Linked DNA regions of Mus musculus: region 1 is linked to region 2. A link is a loop called in an ENCODE intact Hi-C map of the cell type or tissue named here. Cell type or tissue: gastrocnemius. All regions are shown on one strand. Links, peaks and the distances in the headings refer to the core of each region. The heading gives the core; the rest is flanking DNA.

Region 1 (8,000 bases), core at 1-8,000, 92 kb before region 2:
GCGATTCATTCTGGAATAAGAAGGCAAGAAGAAGACTGAGCAGTGAAACTTGATGCATATCTACAATTGAAGATGAGAGATCTAAAACAAATATGGTGAGATGTTGTTAACTTTTTAATTAAAAAGAAGGCTATGTGTTAATCTCTATATTTTAATATGCATCTGAAATGTTTTACTATGTCAGGGGACAGAAGAGCTGGCCCTGCCTACTCACTGGCTGTGGCAATCAGGAAAGCAGGCCTTACACCTCAAAACGGTGGCCCTGTTGGCAAAGGTGCAGCTGAGCCACCCCCAAGGATGTGAGAGCAGAAGAGCTAGCCCTGCCCCTCACAGGCTGCAGTACTTGGACTGCAAAAGTGGACACTGCACCTTGACTGGTCAGCACAGTGGAGCTTGCTCTGGAGGTGTGAATGTGGAGGACCTCCAGAGCAAGCTGATGAAGGCATTGGATGGCCTAGCCAGAGGAGTGTTGGAGAGCTCCCTGTGGTGGTGCAAATAAGGGAGATCCCAAAGGCTGACCAGCTCAATGGCCACCCAGGCCAAGATCCAGGGATCTGAGTTGGCTCACCCTAAAATTAATATCATCTGCAAAATGTTAGGGTGCTTGAAAGGGCCAGTGCTACAGATCCAAAGCTGCAGACTCTCCGTGACATTGTGCAGCAACAGAATGACTCAGGGGAGTCCCAGTGAGGGTCCAATTTTGGTGGCATCACAGAAGCCTCCCTCCCAGCTCGCATATATGTAGCAGATGTGCAGCTTGGTCTTCATGTGAGTCCTGAACACCTGGAATGGGGATTATCCCAAAAGTTGTTGCCTATACATGGCATACGTTCTAACTGGGCTGCCTTGTCTGCCCTCAGTGAGAGAGAAAGCACCTAGCCTCACAGAGACTTGAAGTGCCAGGGTGGAGAGATACCCAGGGGCCCCCCACATCTGCTCAGAGGAGAAGGGAGAAGGGGAGAAGGAATGTGGGAGGGAGTAACCAGGAGGGGGCAGTGAGCAGGATATGAAGTGAATAACAACAACAACAACAATAATAATAATATAAAAATATCTATATAAATAAAAAATTATGAAATGGTAAGGTAGAATCTGGATTATTGTATTACCTTTTAAAAAACTTTTTCTTCCAAATTCATATTCTTTTATGATTACAGAGAAGCCAGACAGATATTTTAAGATAGAAACTAAGTCATGTATTTCCCTGCCTAACAGTCTTTAAGAGTCTCCCATTTCATATTTTAAAAAGTTCTAAACACCTTTCTTTTGTATTCACATACCCAAGATTTAATTCTATTTCAAATAAACTGCATCACTACTGTGCCTTTGGATGTACGCTGAGGAGTCTATTTTGTTACAGGTTTCCTGGCCTTGTACTTTTCTTGAATGCTTATTTGCTCAGTTGCAAATCGGCAATAAATCTCAGCAAGCAATGTAACCCAACCCAGCCCAGCATGGCTCACGGCCAGTCTTAGCACTAGGGAGGCATCAGTAGGTGGATCTGCAAGGTGGAGGCCAGCACGATCTACAGATACAGAGAGAGTTCCAAAACAGTCAGGGTTATGCAGAGAAACCTTGTCTCAAAAACCAAACAATGAAGGTGATTGGTTTTTTTTTGGGGGGGGGGGATTTGGAGGGGGAGGGGGGTTGCCTTTTAAGTTGGCAAACTAGGTATAGTGATGCATGCCGTTAATTCCAGCACTAGGGAGACAAGGGCAGGTGGATCTCTGTGGGTTCAAGGGCAGCCTGGCCTACATAATGAGTTCCAGGCCAGCCAGGGCTACACAGTGAGATCCTGTCTTAAAAAACAAAAGAAGAGAAATGATTCTCTGCATCAGGATTAGGGCTAGTGAATCTAACTTTTCTGACCTTTCCAAAACAAAATTTGACAATAAAATTATAGTTTTTAAAAATCTTTATAATGTGTACTGAGCATAATTACTTCTTTAGCATAACTCCCTCTCAGCTGTCAAGAAAACAAAATTATGACATTTTCAGGTAAATTAATCTAATTATAAATATTATGATATGTGAGGTGATTCAGTGTCACGATGACATGTGGCTCACATTTTCTCAGATGGAGATGTTGACTTTTAATATGTGCATGTCTTTAAATAAGGAGCAGTGAGAATGGCACAGTATCTGAAACTAAATAGACCAAGCAGGGGCAACAAGTATCTGGAATTAGGGACAAGGGTGTAAAAGGTCACATGAGACAAAAAAGTAGAAAGGATGCTGCTAGGCACAGGCGACACAAAGAGGATGGGAAAAAAGATCATGGGATGGAGAGACAACATTTTTTTTAAACAAAATGTCTTTGTTAGCAAATAATCTTTTTAATAATATGTATTTAAAAGTATATTGTTGGTAGAAAAATATTACAGATATCTAAACCAAAATAGTTCAAGTTCCTCTTCTCTTCTCTTCTCTTCTCTTCTCTTCTCTTCTCTTCTCTTCTCTTCTCTTCTCTTCTCTTCTCTTCTCTTCTCTTCTCTTCCCTTCCCTTCCCTTCCCTTCCCTTCCCTTCCCTTCCCTTCCCTTCCCTTCCCTTCCCTTCCCTTCCCTTCCCTTCCCTTTCTTTTCTTTCTTTCTCTCTCTCTCTCTCTCTTTCTCTCTCTCTCTTTCTTTCTCTCTTTCTTTCTTCCCTTTTTTGTAGTAGGGGGTTGTGGTCCCCGGAATGAAGGCTGGGTCCTGGAACGGAGACTAGGAAAGCGCTCTGTGTCTGAGCTGCTCCACAGCCTTCATTTTCCCTTTCATGGGGGGTGTGGTGGGGGAGGCAATGTCTAACCAGGTCAGCCAAGCAAGGCTTGAATTTGCAATCTTCCTACCTCAGCCTCCCAAGTAACTGAGATTACAGGCTTGCACCACCTGGCGTGACTTAATAAATATGTCCTAGGAACTATTAAATCACTTTCTAGAGGTTAGTGATCTGTAAGTGATTCTATTAGAAAATATTGGCCCATGATTCAGTCCTAGTTTTATTAGACATGGATCACTGAACCCCTTCCATTACACCATGCTCTAATAAAACGGTGCCATTTTTGCAGTACCTGGAGCATTATTTTCTTATAGGCATAACTTATGCATCCAAATGAGACATTAACTGTCTTTTAGTAGGTCACACAGCGTAGCAGGGCTCTGATTGCTAAGAATGTTTTGACTCTTCATTTTAAACGGTTGCTGGAATATGAGATGTGTTCTGATACATTACAAAAAGCTGTAGGTATATAGCAGTGGTTCTCAACCTGTGGGTTGTGACTCTCTGAGGAGGGGGTGTCAAATAACCCTTTCACAGGGGTCACCTAAGAGGATTGGAAAACACAGATATTTACATTGAAATTCATAACAGTAACAACAATAAAATTAACTTACTGTTGGGGGTCACTACAACATGAGGAACTGTGTTAAAGGGTCACAGCATCAGGAAGGCTGAGAACTACTGGGGTAGGAAACACTTAGTCTTCCCATTTAAACACTGTTTTGAAAATAGAATTACTTTATTTAAAGTTTAGAAAACAAGGTTACTTTGAAGAATAATTTGAAGTTGAAGGTGAAGCTGATGGACACTTAAAACACTGTCATGAAGAAGCGAAGAATTGTGGTTTTGGTTAGGTGTTTTGTTTTTTGTTTTGTTTTGTTTTGTTTTTCAACTTGACACAAGCTTGAATCATCCAAGAAGGAGGAATCACAGCTAGGAAAACACATCTATCAGATTAGACTACAGGCAAGCTTGTGGGGGCATTTTATTATTATGGGGGGGGGCACCATTCCTGGGCAGGTAGTCCCGAGTATATATATAAAAAAAAGCAAGTTGAGCAAGCCAGAGGGAGCAAGCCAGTAAACATAGTTTCTCTATGGTCTCTCCTTCAGTTCCTGCCTCCAACTTCTTGCCCTGACTTCCCTGGGTGATGAAGTGTTATCAGGATTAGTAAGCCAAATCAACCCGCTCCTCCCCACATTGGTTTTGCATATGGTGTTTATCACAGTAATGGACAGAAAACTAGGACAGTAAGTAGGCATAGCTAAATGTTCTATTATTTGCTTTCTTCAACCAATGTAGACTGACTTGAACACTTCCCAGGGGAGTCGTCCCTCCCTGCAATGCTCATATAAGAGAACAAGTCTGATAGAAGCCAAGCTTTCCATTCATGCTTTGTTGTTATTTTCTGCCTTAGTATCCCAGGTGAGTTGTTTCTTCACTACTTCTTATTCTACATCTGTTTAATCTGGATCCAAACTTCTAATTTGCAAGACTGTGTGCTTTCAAATGAGAGGGTGTGAACAAATCTCGTACAGTGCCTGGCTTTCAGCAAGCTCTTTACATATTACTTACCTTGCTGCATGTCTTTCATTCCCATTACTTGGGTCTCATGGCCTGGTTTTCTAAAATCGCATGGCTTGTACAAGCTTTCATAATCAAATGGAGGCAGCCCTGCAGTTAAACTTGGCACATCTAGATGGAGCCAGATTAATAGCTTTCTCATGCTGCATCATTCCAAATACAGCACAGCTTTTCTTTTAGACAGCAAAGAACACTGGAGAGGAGACATCTGGAAAAACCTATGTGCTTTTTAAGCAGCATCATAGGATCAGGGAGGGGGAACCTAATGACTGTCAGACTTTTCAAAATAAATGTCCCAACTGTTGACCAACTGTATGTTTGTGAACACAAACCTCCTCTTGTATTAGCTATTAGTCATTGTCATTTATGACTGGAAATCAGGCTTTTAAAGCTTCTAAGTGTCAATTGAACTATTTTCAACTATGCTTTTGAGTGGCGTTTTTATTAACATATATTCAGTGAAATGACAGGTTTCATAAATGATGCTTTCATCCAAGTACATGATACACTTTGACCATATTCATGCCTCATTACTCTCTCTGCTCCCTTCCTCTCCTCTTGGCCACTGACGGCTTTTGCCCAAAAGGGTCCCTCAGATACATTCATTTTCATTTATAACCATTTACTTGAAATTTCACCTTTCATATTAATTCTGAGGTTTTGTTCCTTCTTGGTCCTCTTCCTAGGATGCTGTCTGCTGTGTTTCTTTATGGCAATATTAACCAAGAAAGGATGCACTCACATGAGCAATTTTAGATAATTTTTGAAAAAAAATTACTTAGAAATAGTTTCTTTTGAAGTTGGTTAGAACAAACAGAAAGCAATGGTGCTAGAACTCAGACTACTATCAGTGGGGCTGTTACTGCCATGTAGCCCAGAGCAATGAAGGAAGAGAGCATTGGTTGGAACCCAAAAGGAGAGATCCAAGGTGGGGCAATCTTGAAGAAAACAGTGCATCTGTATTAAGAATAGGTCAAACCAAGGTGTCAAGCAAAGAGTGGAAGAATCAGTTAGAATGTGTAGCTCCACTCCACTCTATTCTTCCATTCCCCTTCTATGACCCCTCCAGTGGCCAACCCCAACCAGAAGCTGGAAGGCATGACAAGTCACTGATCTATGGCATGTGCATGAGTTTCACAGGCACTGTATGTACCCAGATTAAATGAGAAGGCCAGGCTCAGAAAAAGAAAGGACAGGGATCTAGAACAGCAATGTAGCAGGACCAAACTGGATAGGACACCAGTGCCAGGTGCGGCAATTGCTTTCAACATACTGCTAATGTCACTGTCCCATTACATTTTGCTCAAGAACAAAATCCTGAGTGAGAATATCCATTTGGGTGAGGTCAGTCACCCTGCCTTCATCTTTGCTGAGGAATAGAGAGACAGTATCAATCACCACAGAGTGCCCTAGTGGAAACCCATGTGCTTTCTTCTTTAAATATTCATATTTTTTTAAAATCTCATATAACGAGATTTCTAGATATTAAAAAAAAATGAGTTCAGGGATGGGGCTACAACTCAGTGGAAAAGCACTTCTTAGGTATGTATGGGTGCTGGGTTCAAGCCTCAGTAAATAAACGAAATCCAGAAAGAATGTTCTGTCCCTTCTTGAAAAGGAAGCTGTCACTAGTAAATGACCTCTGAAGTCTTTATCAATCTATGGCAGCAAGACAATTGGGAATGCAGTGGGCTGGGGTTTGTATTTGCAATTTTACATCGTCTCTCTCATTTCCTTCCTTCCTCCATTTCCTGTGCTCAAGAATGCCCCTTCCACCTTTATCGTTCTAGATCTTTATACAATAAGGCAGGGAGGGCTAAGTTACATCTAGGTTAAGAGTTCAAAATGTGGGCAGTTGAAATACATATGCAAGCTTACTCAGCTCTTGGGAGTGCTGCTTTCTTCTAAACTTCGATGAACATGACTTTCAATATAATCTTAGGGCTTTTTTTTTTTTTAGCCACAATTTGCACATGAGACATTTCTAAAACGTTTACATACTTAAAATGCAATGTGACATTTGTAAGAGTCAGAGTAGTTTATTTTAGAAATATAGAGTAATAGATAAGGCAGCCTTAAGATTCCTCCATTTGGTATGTCTTCCAATGAACCTTCACAGGACCATCAACAGTCTTAATTTAGGAAAGTCTGTTTCCATCCTTGTGAAAACCTTTTTGCCACCAATCCTTAAATGTATTTATTCCCCTATCCCTACCTCTCTGGAACCATTAACCACTACAAATGAAGATGCATGGATAAGTGGCTCAGCCCTTCTCTCCCTCTAAGGGACATACCCCGTGGGAAGCTTTGCTCACTGGATCCCTCGCCTTCTGTACACCTGGATTTGGAATACCTGCCCAGTCTACAAGGAATTTTGAGGTGTGTTCGATCCACACTGATCTAAGATTGCGTTTCTCAGCCTTGACTAAGCATCCTCGTAGTCTCCATGTGTACTTCTCAGCATACACACTTCTCTGTGCACATACTTTCCCATGTACACTTTCGAGATTTTTTTTTTCAAAAAAAAAAAAATAGAAATCTAGAAATGTGTTGGCTTTCCTCGGCTTTTGACTTTGTTAGTACCTCTTCCCATCTGGGGCATGTTAAATCTGACAGCTGGTAGGGAAGTGAGGTGGGGAAGAGAACCCACTTCACATGGCAGGGCAACTCCCAGGTGAAATACTAGCTTCAAGCAAGGTAACAACAGTTTCATCAGGCAAGGTAGGAGAGCTTTCTTAATCTGGCAAGGGAGATTGGATGAGAATTAAGGATTCAGCCTTCACAGGGCCTACTAAAATCCTCTCATATATTTCTGTGTCAATGCCTCAGCTTTCAAATTAAATCAGATAATACCCCAATATGCACCTCTAAAATCTGTCAGGACTGGAAATGTCACCAATATTATAATTCATCAGCACACTGGATCAAAGTCTGAATTTCTATTTGGCCATCTCAGTTCAACCGAGGCAAATAACTTTTTTATACTATAAAGCTATTTATTATAAAGAACAGCTACCTCATTAGCTGTCACTGAATTCCTCAGGCCCTTCATAGTATTCTATCTGAATCGGATACATGATGGGCATTGCAGGTTACTATTGGCAACTGATAAGCTAGTTTGTAGCTATGTTCCTGAAGAGGGCTGTTAGTGCCTGTCAACCAATTCTGATTTTTATCAAGGTTTTCTGCAGCTTAGTTTATGATAGCAATTTCTGAGTCAGTCAGAGTTCTTGAAAGAAATAAGATTTAGTAAGAAAACACAAGGTAAAGCAAAATTAACAGGAATTCTGAAGAGAAGTGACTGAGTGAGAGTAGTAAACAGGGAAGAGAAGAGCAGGTCTGAATACAATTGATGCCTTAGTGTAGTCTAGAGGAACCTTGGTCTTGCTTGCCAAGACAAGACCAGGCTGAGAACTTGACAAAATCAGCACTGCTCGTTGTTTACAATACTACATCTCATCTCAACAGTACAACATTTTCAATGATCCAAGTTTCAGAGTCCGAGGTGGGAGCATTCACTGGGTCCTCTGTATTGTACAACTTGGCTTTTTCCCCTCTGGGGTATAGAGAAGCATGAAGATAATACAGTAAGTCCCAGGATGGAACCTGGGTATGAGGGTCTGCTGCTACATATTAAAAACTCCTTTTCGCCCAGTCC
Region 2 (10,939 bases), core at 1,815-9,814:
ATAATACATGTAATATTATACATATAGCATATAATATATTCATATGTTATATTAAAATATGTTATGTATTTAATATAATAAAATAATATAAATACCTATTATATAATATATTCACTAAAATATATAATTACATATTATATATTCTTTATATGTTATATTTCTTATATTTTATATATTACTATATGGTAGCTAAACATATATTCACTAATTTACATATATATGTATTATGCATATTATGTTTGATATATTATATAAACATATATTAGTGAGTATATGTATAATCATTGTGATTATTTCTGGTAACATTTCTACTGTCCCTAGCATGGATATTGGGAAAAGTAGAAATGACAATAATGGTGGTTGACAGACCAAGACCAAGTTATACTCTTGTCTGTAAAGCTAATCCTCTTTTCCAGGGGACAAAAATTCAGAGAGGAGGCATTCATTAGCTTGAATAGTTTACATATATTACTGACATATGGCTTCTTTCAAACTTCTCTAGGTTCCAAATGGCAAAAGCACAGAGTAAACGAGGGGAACTGAGCTAGGGGGCACTATATTGTTCTAAAAGCAGCTAGTACCCATGTTCCAAGTACTGACTGGAAAACCCACTCATTGTAAACACCATGGTATCACACTTTAAGTCTCTGACCTGCAATGAGTCTTAAATAAGCATGATGTTCATGCAAATATTTGGGTGTGACTAATCCCTCTTTCTTCATCTAAACAAAAATAAGTATTAGTTGAGACCTGTTTCCTTATCCTTTCCTTGGGAAAACACATTTTAAATTCCAAGCCTGAAAAACTGAAATCTAATTCTCTTGGTTTAGTTCCCAAGGCAGACTGTTGCTAATGTTTATCCATTTGTTTCTCTTTCTTTTGTCATCCCAGGCTGTCATGGTATCCCTGCTGACAGACTACTCACCTGTGCTCCAGAAGCCAAAGTTTTGATGCCTGTCAAAAGGAAAAAAACAGAAAACAAAACAATAACAATAACAACAACAACAACAAAAACCCCTCTGTTCTTTAGCAATAGAATAAGTCAGTTTATGTGGGAAAGAGAAGAATTTAAAATTGTAAACACATCCCTAGTGCATGGTATGATTATGTAATTGCTTTGCTATTATGAGAATTTCTTAAAGCTTTTAGTTTAAGTGCCTGGCATTTTATTATCCTGCTTGACTTGGTTTAAACACTCTCTTCAATTTACAACCTCTGAATGACATTTGGGTATCATATTAATTATCATACACATTTCCTTCCACTAAACATTAAACACTTTGCTTACAATGTCTAAGTCATTAAATGTAATCTAAGCTTATTACCTTAATAAGGGATCATTCATGCTCATTTATAAATAAACATTTGCCAGGCAGTCAACTGCTGGTAAGTTCATGGGCCTTAAGACCAATGGAGAAATCAAATGACTTACATCCTGCAAATGAGTACAATTTTCAGGCCAATGAGGGAAGACAGACAGTCAAAGAGAGATTATGTAATTCTTTAAAAAGGACAATTTGCCCATACTGAAGTATTTTTCTTATCATTTATGGAAATATTGGAGTCTGTCAAGTGTATACATCTATGTATCCACTAGTTCATGTTGTAACTGGAAAGGTTGGTTAATATATGATATGGTAGAGCTGTGGGTACCCATCCAGGAATGTGTGTCCATTACAGACTCACATAGTCCATAATTACAATTTTTCCATTAGGAACAATTTAATTTCTCACATCTGTGCTTATCACAAATATACTCATGCTACACATGGACAATTTCCATAAATCTACTATTTGCCAACATTTCATTTGCCGTTTTCTCATCACAATTTGAATAGATCTCCTTTGTGGGTGATCAAATCATCAAATGATTATAAATATTTTTAGTTGATAATTTAAATAATATAGGAGGTTGTTCTTAAAATAACACATTTTATCTGGACCAAATAATGTAATTTACTTCATGTTCCACCCCTATTTTAAAAAAAATGTTTTCAGTCTGGTTGACTGATATTCTTTAACAGACATTGATGACTTAAATGAGTAAGCAAGCGATGAATAAAAAAAATAGATATAGTCCTTCCAGTTGGTGCCAGTACTGGGTCACCATGGGCACAGAGTCGGCGGACACCCCCAAGGTTCCCTAGAGGACTCTCCACTAGATTTATGGACCACTGGTGAGTGGAACACAACTTCTGTTCCAATCCAATTGCGCAGGACCTGAGACAGTACTAAGGAAGCAGAAAACCCAGCCTGACCAGGATCCAAATCCCTTCCAGTCGGCACCAGCACCAGGTCACCTGGGTGCAGAGTCGGTGGACACCCCCAAGGTCCCTAAAGGACAGCTTCTGAGGCAGACCCCGTTTCGGGCTCCAGACATCCTGGCACCTTCCCTGCCAGAGGAGAGGTGTCCGCCCTGCCCGGGAGGGCTTTGCCAGAGCACCTGGGGAAGGGATCTTGGTTCCCAGATCCCTCCAAGACTAGTCTGCATAGGTGAGAGTGTGGACTACAGAAGCTAACAGCTTCTGTGACAGCTTGTGGGACAGGTCCTGTTTCAGGCCTTCATCTTCTGCCAGGAGGCAGGTCTGAATGTCAGATATCTGTGCACCTTCCCTGTAAGAGGAGAGATTGCCTGCAGAGAATACTCTGACCACTGAAACTAAGGAGAGATCTAGCCTCCCAGGTCTGCTGATAGAGGCTAACAGAGTCACCTGAGGAACAAGCTCTAACCAGAGACAGCTATGACAGCTAGCTTCAGAGATTACCAGATGGCGAAAGGCAAACTTAAGAATCCTACTAACAGAAATCAAGACCACTCACCATCATCAGAACGCAGCACTCCCACCTCACCCAGTCGTGGGAACCCCAACACACCCTAAAAACTAGACCCGGATTTAAAAGCATATCTCATGATGATGGTAGAGGACATCAAGAAGGACCTTAATAACTCACTTAAAGAAATACAGGAGCACACTGCTAAAGAGTTACAAGTCCTTAAAGAAAACACAAAAACACAACCAAACAGGTAGAAGTCCTTAAAGAAAAACAGGAAAACACATCCAAACAGGTGATGGAAATGAACAAAACCATACTAGACCTAAAGAGCAAATTAGACACAATAAAGAAAACCCAAAGTGAGGCAACGCTGGAGGTAGAAACCCTAGGAAAGAAATCTGGAAGCATAGATGCAAGCATCAGCAACAGAATATAAGAGATGGAAGAGAGAATCTCAGGTGCAGAAGATTCCATAGAGAACATCACCACAACAATCAAAGAAAATGCAAAATGAAAAAGATCCTAACTCAAAACATACAGGACATCCAGGACACAATGAGAAGACCAAACATACGGATAATAGGAGTAGATGGGAATGAAGATTTTCAACTTAAAGGGCCAGCAAACATCTTCAACAAAATAATAGAAGAAAACTTCCCAAACTTAAAGAAAGAGATGCCCATGAACATACAAGAAGCCTACAGAACTCCAAATAGACTGGACTAGAAAAGAAATTCCTCCTGACACACAATAATCAGAACAACAAATGCACTAAGTAAAGATAGAATATTAAAAGCAGTAAGGGAAAAGGGTCAAGTAACATATAAAGGCAGGCCTATCAGAATTACACCAGACTTTTCACCAGAGACTATGAAAGCCAGAAGATCCTGGACAGATGTTCTACAGACACTAAGAGAACACAAATGCCAGCCCAGGCTACTATACCCAGCCAGACTTTCACTTACCATAGATGGAGAAACCAAAGTATTCCAAGACAAAACCAAATCCACACATTATCTTTCCACGAATCCAGCCCTTCAAAGGATAATAACAGAAAAAACAAACAAAAAAAAAAAAACAATACAAGGACAGAAACCAAGCCCTAGAGAAAGCAAGAAAGTAATCCTTCAACAAACCAAAAAGAAGACAGCCACAAGAAAAGAATGCCAACTCTAACAACAAAAATAATAGGAAGCAACAATTACTTTTCCTAAATATCTCTTAATATCAATGGACTCAATTCCCCAATAAAAAGACATAGACTAACAGACTGGCTATACAAAAAGGACCCAACATTTTGCTGCTTACAGGAAACCCGTCTCAGGGAAAAAGACAGACACTACCTCAGAGGGAAAGGCTGGAAAACAATTTTCCAAGCAAATGATCTGAAGAAACAAGCTGGAGTAGCCATTCTAATATCGAATAAAATCGACTTCCGACTGAAAGTTATCAAAAAAGACACTTCATACTCATTAAAGGTAAAATCCTCCAAGAGGAACTCTCAAGTCTGATTATCTGTGCTCCAAATTCAAGGGCAACCACATTCATTAAAGAAACTTTATTAAAGCTCAAAGCACACATTGCACCTCACACAATAATAGTGGGAGACTGCAACACACCACTTTCATCAATGGACAGATTGTGGAAACAGAAACTAAACAGGGGCACAGTGAAACACCAGAAATTATGAAACAAATGGATTTAACAGATATCTACAGAACATTTTATGCTAAAACAAAAGGATATATCTTCTTCTCAGCACCTCATGGTACCTTCTCCAAAATTGACCATATAATTGGTCACAAAACTATATAAACTAACTCAAAGACAAAAACAACATGATCATCTTGTTAGATGCGGAGAAAGCATTTGACAAAATCCAGCACCTATTCATGAAAAAAGTCTTGGAAAGAACAGGAATTCAAGGCCCATACCTAAACATGATAAAAGCAATCTACAGCAAATCAGTGGCCAACATCAAAGTAAATGGCGAGAAGCTGGAAGCATTCCCTAAAATCAGGGACTAGACAAGGCTGCCCACTTTCTCCCTACCTATTCAACATTGTACTTGAAGTCCTAACCAGAGCAATTATACAACAAAAGGAGATCAGGGGGATACAAATTGGAAAGGACGAAGTCAAAATATCACTTTTTGCAGATCATATGATAGTATATATAAGTGATCCTAAAAATTCCACCAGAGAACTCCTAAACATGATAAACAGCTTCAGTGAAGTAGCTGGATATAAAATTAAATCAAACAAGTCAATGGCCTTTCTTTACACAAAGGATAAACAGGCTGATAAAGAAATTATGGAAACAACACCCCTCTCAATAGTCACAAATAATATAAAATACCTTGGCGTGACTCTAACTAAGGAAGTGAAAGATCTGTATGATAAGAACTTCAAGTCTCTGAAGAAAGAAATTAAAGAAGGTCTCACAAGATGGAAAGATCTCCCATGCTCATGGATTGGCAGGATCAATATAGTAAAAATGGCTATCTTGCCAAAAGCAATCTACAGATTCAATGCAATCCCCATCAAAATTCCAACAAAATTCTTTAACGAATTAGAAAGAGCAATCTGCAAATTCATCTGGAATAACAAAAACCTAGGATAGCAAAAACTCTTCTCAATGATAAAAGAACCTCTGGGGAAATCACCATGCCTGACCTAAAGTTTTACTACAGAGTAATTGTGATAAAAACTGCATAGTACTGGTATAGCGACAGACAAGTAGACCAGTGGAATGAAATCAAAGACCCAGAAATGAACCCACACACCTATGGTCACTTGATCTTTGCCAAGGGAGCTAAAACTATCCAGTGGAAAAAAGACAGCTTTTATCATGTCTTATCATGGCAGTTATCATGTAGAAGAATGCGAATTGATCCATTCCTATCTCCTTGTACTAAGGTCAAATCTAAGTGGTTCAAGGAACTCCACATAAAACCAGAGACAGGGAAATTTATAGAGGAGAAAGTGGGGCAAAGCCAGGAAGATATGGGCACAGGGGAAAAATTCCTGAATGGAACAGCAATGGCTTGTGCTGTAAGATCAAGAATCAAGAAAAGTGATCTCATAAAATTGCAAAGCTTTTATAAGGCGAAAGACACAGTCAATAAGAAAAATAGGCCACCAACAGATTGGGAAAGGATCTTTACCTATCCTAAATCATATAGGGGACTAATATCCAATATATACAAAGAACTGAAGAAGGTGGAGTCCAGAAAATCAGATAACCCCATTAAAAAATGGGGTTCAGAGCTAAACAAAGAATTCTCACCTGAGGAATATCAAATGGCTGAGAAGCACCTGAAACAATGTTCAGCATCCTTGATCATCAGGGAAATGCAAATCAAAGCAACCCTGAGATTCTACCTCATACCAGTCAGAATGGCTAAGATCAAAAACTCATGTGACAGCAGATGCTTGTGAGGATGTGGAGAAAGAGGAACACTCTTCCATTTTTGGTGGGATTGTAAGCTTGTACAACCACTCTGGAAATCAGTCTGGCAGTTCCTCAGAAATTTGACATAGTACTACTGGAGGATCCAGCAATACCTCTCCTGGGCATATATCCAGAAGATGTTCCAACTGGTAAGAAAAACACATGCTCCACTATGTTCATAGCAGCCTTAGTTATAATAGCTAGAAGCTGGAAATAACCCAGATGTCTCTCAACAGAGGAATGGATACAGAAAATGTGGTACATTTATACAATGGAGTACTACTCAGCTATTAAAAAGAATGAATTTATGAAATTCCTAGGCAAATGGATGGACCTGGAGGTCATCATCCTGAGTGAGGTAACCCAATCACAAAAGAACTCAAATCATATATACTCACTGATAAGTGGATATTAGCCCAGAAACTCATAATACCCAAGCTACAAGATACAATCTGCAAAACATATGAAACTCAAGAAGAACTAAGACCAAAGTGTGGACACTTTGCCCCTTCTTAGAATTGGGAAAAAAAAAACACCCATGGAAGGAGTTACAGAGACAAAGTTTGGAGCTGAGACAAAAGGATGGACCATGTAGAGACTGCCATACCTGGGGATCCATCCCATAATCAGCCTCCATATTCTGACATCATTGCATACAGCAGCAAGATTTTGCTGAAAGGACCCTGATATAGCTGTCTCTTGTGAGGCTATGCAGAGGCCTAGTAAACACAGAAGTGGATGCACACAGTTAGCTATTGGATGGATCACAGGGCCCCTAATGGAGGAGCTAGAGAAAGTAACCAAGGAACTAAAGGGATCTGCAACCCTATAGGTGGAACAACAATATGAACTAACCAGTATCTCCCAGAGCTCATGTTTCTAGCTGCATATGTAGCAGAAGATGGCCTAGTCGGCCATCATTGGAAAGAGAGTTTCATTGGTCCTGCAAACTTTATATGCCTCAGTACAGGCCAACGCCAGGGCCAAGAAGTTGGAGTGAGTGCGTAGGGGAGGGGGGGGAGAGTATGGGGGCTTTTGGGATAGCATTGAAAATGTAAATGAAAATTCTTAATAAATAAATAAATAAAAAGATATACAATGAAGATACAATAAAACAATATTCTGTAATATCATGAAAAATATCAAACTTTCCTATAAATGTCAAAATTGGCCTTCACATCAATTGAAGTTTATTGGAAGCACTTAAGAGACAAAGAGAATTAGGTTTACTGGAATATCTTCTTTTAGCAAGGAATATTGGAACAATTCAACCAGCAGGTGCTATATGGTCTATGAAGGCTCACCTTCAAACTACTATTTTAAAAGTAGTGGGGCCAGGCTAATTGCTAAATTGGTAAAGTGCCTGACACACAAAATTCTGATCCCAAGGTTCCATGTTTGAAAAGCTAGGTGTGGTTTGTGTACCTGTAACCCTAATGTGGCATGGGGCATGGAAATAGGCTGATACCCAGAGTTCATTGGACAGTCAGTCTAGTCAGTGGGGGAGCACCAGGTTTAGTATGTCCACTCATCCAAAAACATAATGTAGAGAATAACCGAGGAAGAAATCAGATGTTGACATTTGGATTTCATACCCACACATGAGCATATATACACAAAATCATTAGTCCAAGTACCACATGATCTCCAATGGTGATGGGATAATTTACTTTTTCTGAACCAAATTTATGCTCTAGTATTCTTCCTAAACCAGATATAACTTGTAAATTTTTTTAGTTAAAAATGTAGTCAGTTTTTCTTCAAAATTATCTAACTTTCTGTTCCACATAATTTAATTTCTATTTCAAACAAAACTGTAAAGAAATTGTTAGATCTGAAAATTTTTAAAGAAAACTAACATTTTTCTTTGAAAGTTTAAAATAAAACAGTGAAGGAAGACAGTTTGACATTAAATTTTATCAATTCTATTTTTATCTTCTTTTTCCACTTTCCTTCTTGTCTTCCCCTTTATATAACTACTACAACTCCAAAAATTAACAAAACTTGAACAGTGACCCTTGGGTCCTGACATATATAAGAAATCCTGTCTGTCTTAGCCAGGGTTTCTATTCCTGCACAAACATCATGACCAAGAAACAAGTTGGGGAGGAAAGGGTTTATTTGGCTTACACTTCCATACTGCTGTTCATCACCAAAGGGAGTCAGGACTGGAACTCAAGCAGGTCAGGAAGCAGGAGCTGATGCAGAGACCATGGAGGGATGTTCTTTACTGGCTTGCTTCCCCTGGATTGCTCAGACTGCTCTCTTATAGAACCCAAGACTACCAGCCCAGAGATGGTCCCACCCACAAGGGGCCTTTCCCCCTTGATCATTAAATGAGAAAATGCCTTACAGTTGTATCTCATGGAGGCATTTCCTCAACTGTAGCTCCTTTCTCTGTGATAACTCCAGCTGTGTCAAGTTGACACAGAACTAGCCAGTACACCTATCCATTTAATTAATAAAACGAGCCAAAGAATTATTTCTTCTAGGCTTTTTCCACTGTGACATTGGGAATAGAAAACCACACATAATTGTGCTGCAATGATTTCTATATTGAGAAAGAATCCTCAGTAGAATTTTGGATTTTTTGGTGATTAAATTTTAGTAACTCCCAGAAAAACAATTTAATGTCAGATATTTCATATACATGTTATCTCATGCATTACATCCTCACCATAGTTTAACCTCTCTCTACTCCAATCAGTCTCCTCCCCTCTTCCTCTCTCTTCCAGATCCACTCATCATCTGTTGCCCTTCAGAAAAGAGCAGGCTTCCGAGGGGTATCAATCGAACATGGCATAACAAGTTACAATGAGATTAGGAACATATATCAAGGCTGGATGAGGCTACCCACTAGGAGTAAAAGGTCCCAAAAGCAGGCAAAAGAGTCAGACTCTTTTGGGGACTCCCACTGTTAGGAGTACCACATGTACACCAAGCTACATGGCCATACCATATATGCAGAGGACCTAGCACAGATCCATGCAGGGTCTGTGATTGCCACTTCAGTCTCTGTAAGGCTCTAGGAGCCCTGGTTAGTTCATTCTGTGGGCTGTATTCTTTTGTTGTTTTTGTTTGTTTGTTTTTATTTTGGGAGGTTGTTTGTTTGTTTGTTTTTCGGGACAGGGTTTCTCTGTGTAGCCCTGGCTGTCCTGGAACTCACGCTGTAGACCAGGCTGGCCTTGAACTCAGAAATCCACCTGCCTCTGCCTCCAAAGTGCTGGGATTAAAGGTGTGTGCCACCACTGACCGGCTTTGTTGTTGCTGTTGTTGTTGTTTGTGTTTTGAGTTTTTGTTTTGTTTTGTTTTGTTTTTTTGGTGGGCTGTATTCTTGTGGTGTCCTCAACCCCTCTGGCTCCTACACCCCTTCCTCTCCTTCTACATAGTTCCCTGAGCTCCTCCTAATGTTTGGTTGTGGATCTATGCATCTGCTCCCATCAGCTGCTGGATGAAATCTCTCTGATGACCACTGCGCTAGGCTCCACCCAATGAAGATAGCAGAATATTGCGATGGTTTTACTATGCTTGGCCCAGGGAGCAACACTATTTGGAGGTGTGGCCTTGTTGGAGTAGGTATAATCTTGTTGAAGGTAGTGTGTCACTGTGGGGGTGGGCAAGGAGACCATCCTCCTAATCACATGGGAGGCAGTCTTCTCTGTTTTGCCTTTGGAAAAAGATGTAGAACTCTTAGCTCCTCCTGCACCATATCAGCCTGAAAACTGCCGTGCTTCTGCCTTGATGATAATGGAAGGAACCTCTGAACCTGTTAGCCGGCTCCAATAAAATGTTCTTATGAGTTGCCTTTGTCATGTTGTCTGTTCCCAGCAATAAAATCCTAACTAGGACAAATAGCATTAGTAATCATTGACTTTTTAAAATTTAATTGGATATTTTATTTATTTACATTTCAAATGTTATCCCCTTTCCCGGATTCCCCCCTGCAAACCTCCTATCCCTTCCCCCCTTCCCCTGCTTCTATGAGGGTGCTCCCACACACACCTACCTACTCCCACCTCATTGCCCCGCATTCCTTTACATTAAAGCATCAAGCCTTCACAGGACCTAAGATCTCCCTCCCATTTATGCCAGATATGGTCCCTTTAGCTCCTTAAGTCTTTCTCCTAACTCCTCCATTGGGGTCCCTGTACTTAGTCTGGTAGTTGGCTGCAAGCATCCGCATCTATATTGATCAGGCGCTGGCAGAGTCTCTCAGGAGACAACCATATCAGGCTCCTGTCATCAAGCACTTCTTGGCATCTGCAATAGTATCTAGGTTTGGTGATTGTATGTGGGATGGATCCCCAGGTGGGGCAGTCTCTGGATGGTCATTCTTTCAGTCTCTGCTCAACTCTTTGTCTCTGTATTTCCTTTAGACAGGAGTAATTCTGCCTTAAAATTTTAGAGATAGGTGGGTGGCCCCATCCCTCAACAGGGGCACATAGGTTCTCCTTCCCCTTTTGGGGATATTTCAGCTAATATCATCCCCGTAGGGTCCTGGGAGGCTCTTGCTTTCCTGGCATCTGGGACTTTCTGGTTGCTACCCTCAGTTCCCCATTGATACACACGTCTGTTCAATTTCCTGACTCTCTGTACATCTCCTCCATCTCTTCCCATACCTGATTTTTCCTTCTATTTCCCCTCCCCTCTCTCTTCCTCCCAAGTCCCTCTCACCCTCTACTTCTCGTGATTATTTTGTTCTCCCTTCTAA

Evidence for each region. Peaks named below come from ENCODE experiments on the same cell type or tissue, not always from the same donor. Only the 100,000 strongest peaks of a DNase experiment are listed, where the experiment ranks them.
Region 1: it touches region 2 in a loop (2.2-fold over the local background); 1 of 42 quality-filtered maps calls a loop at or near these places.

The regions. Positions count from the first base shown.
Region 1 is chrX:10,228,775-10,236,774 of GRCm38, forward strand. No RefSeq gene overlaps it. Among named protein-coding and RNA genes, the nearest start is that of Rpgr, 16 kb to the left of the region's middle. In gastrocnemius, for the core only: a CTCF peak has its summit at 4,444; a DNase peak (open chromatin) is centred at 4,420; H3K27ac peaks cover 1,897 bases.
Region 2 is chrX:10,318,952-10,329,890 of GRCm38, forward strand. It overlaps Otc (ornithine transcarbamylase), which reads left to right. Exons shown (of 10, transcript NM_008769.4): 10 at 892-2,073. The coding sequence ends at 951. Among named protein-coding and RNA genes, the nearest start is that of Otc, 72 kb to the left of the region's middle. In gastrocnemius, for the core only: no CTCF peak of the experiment used is centred there; no DNase peak of the experiment used is centred there.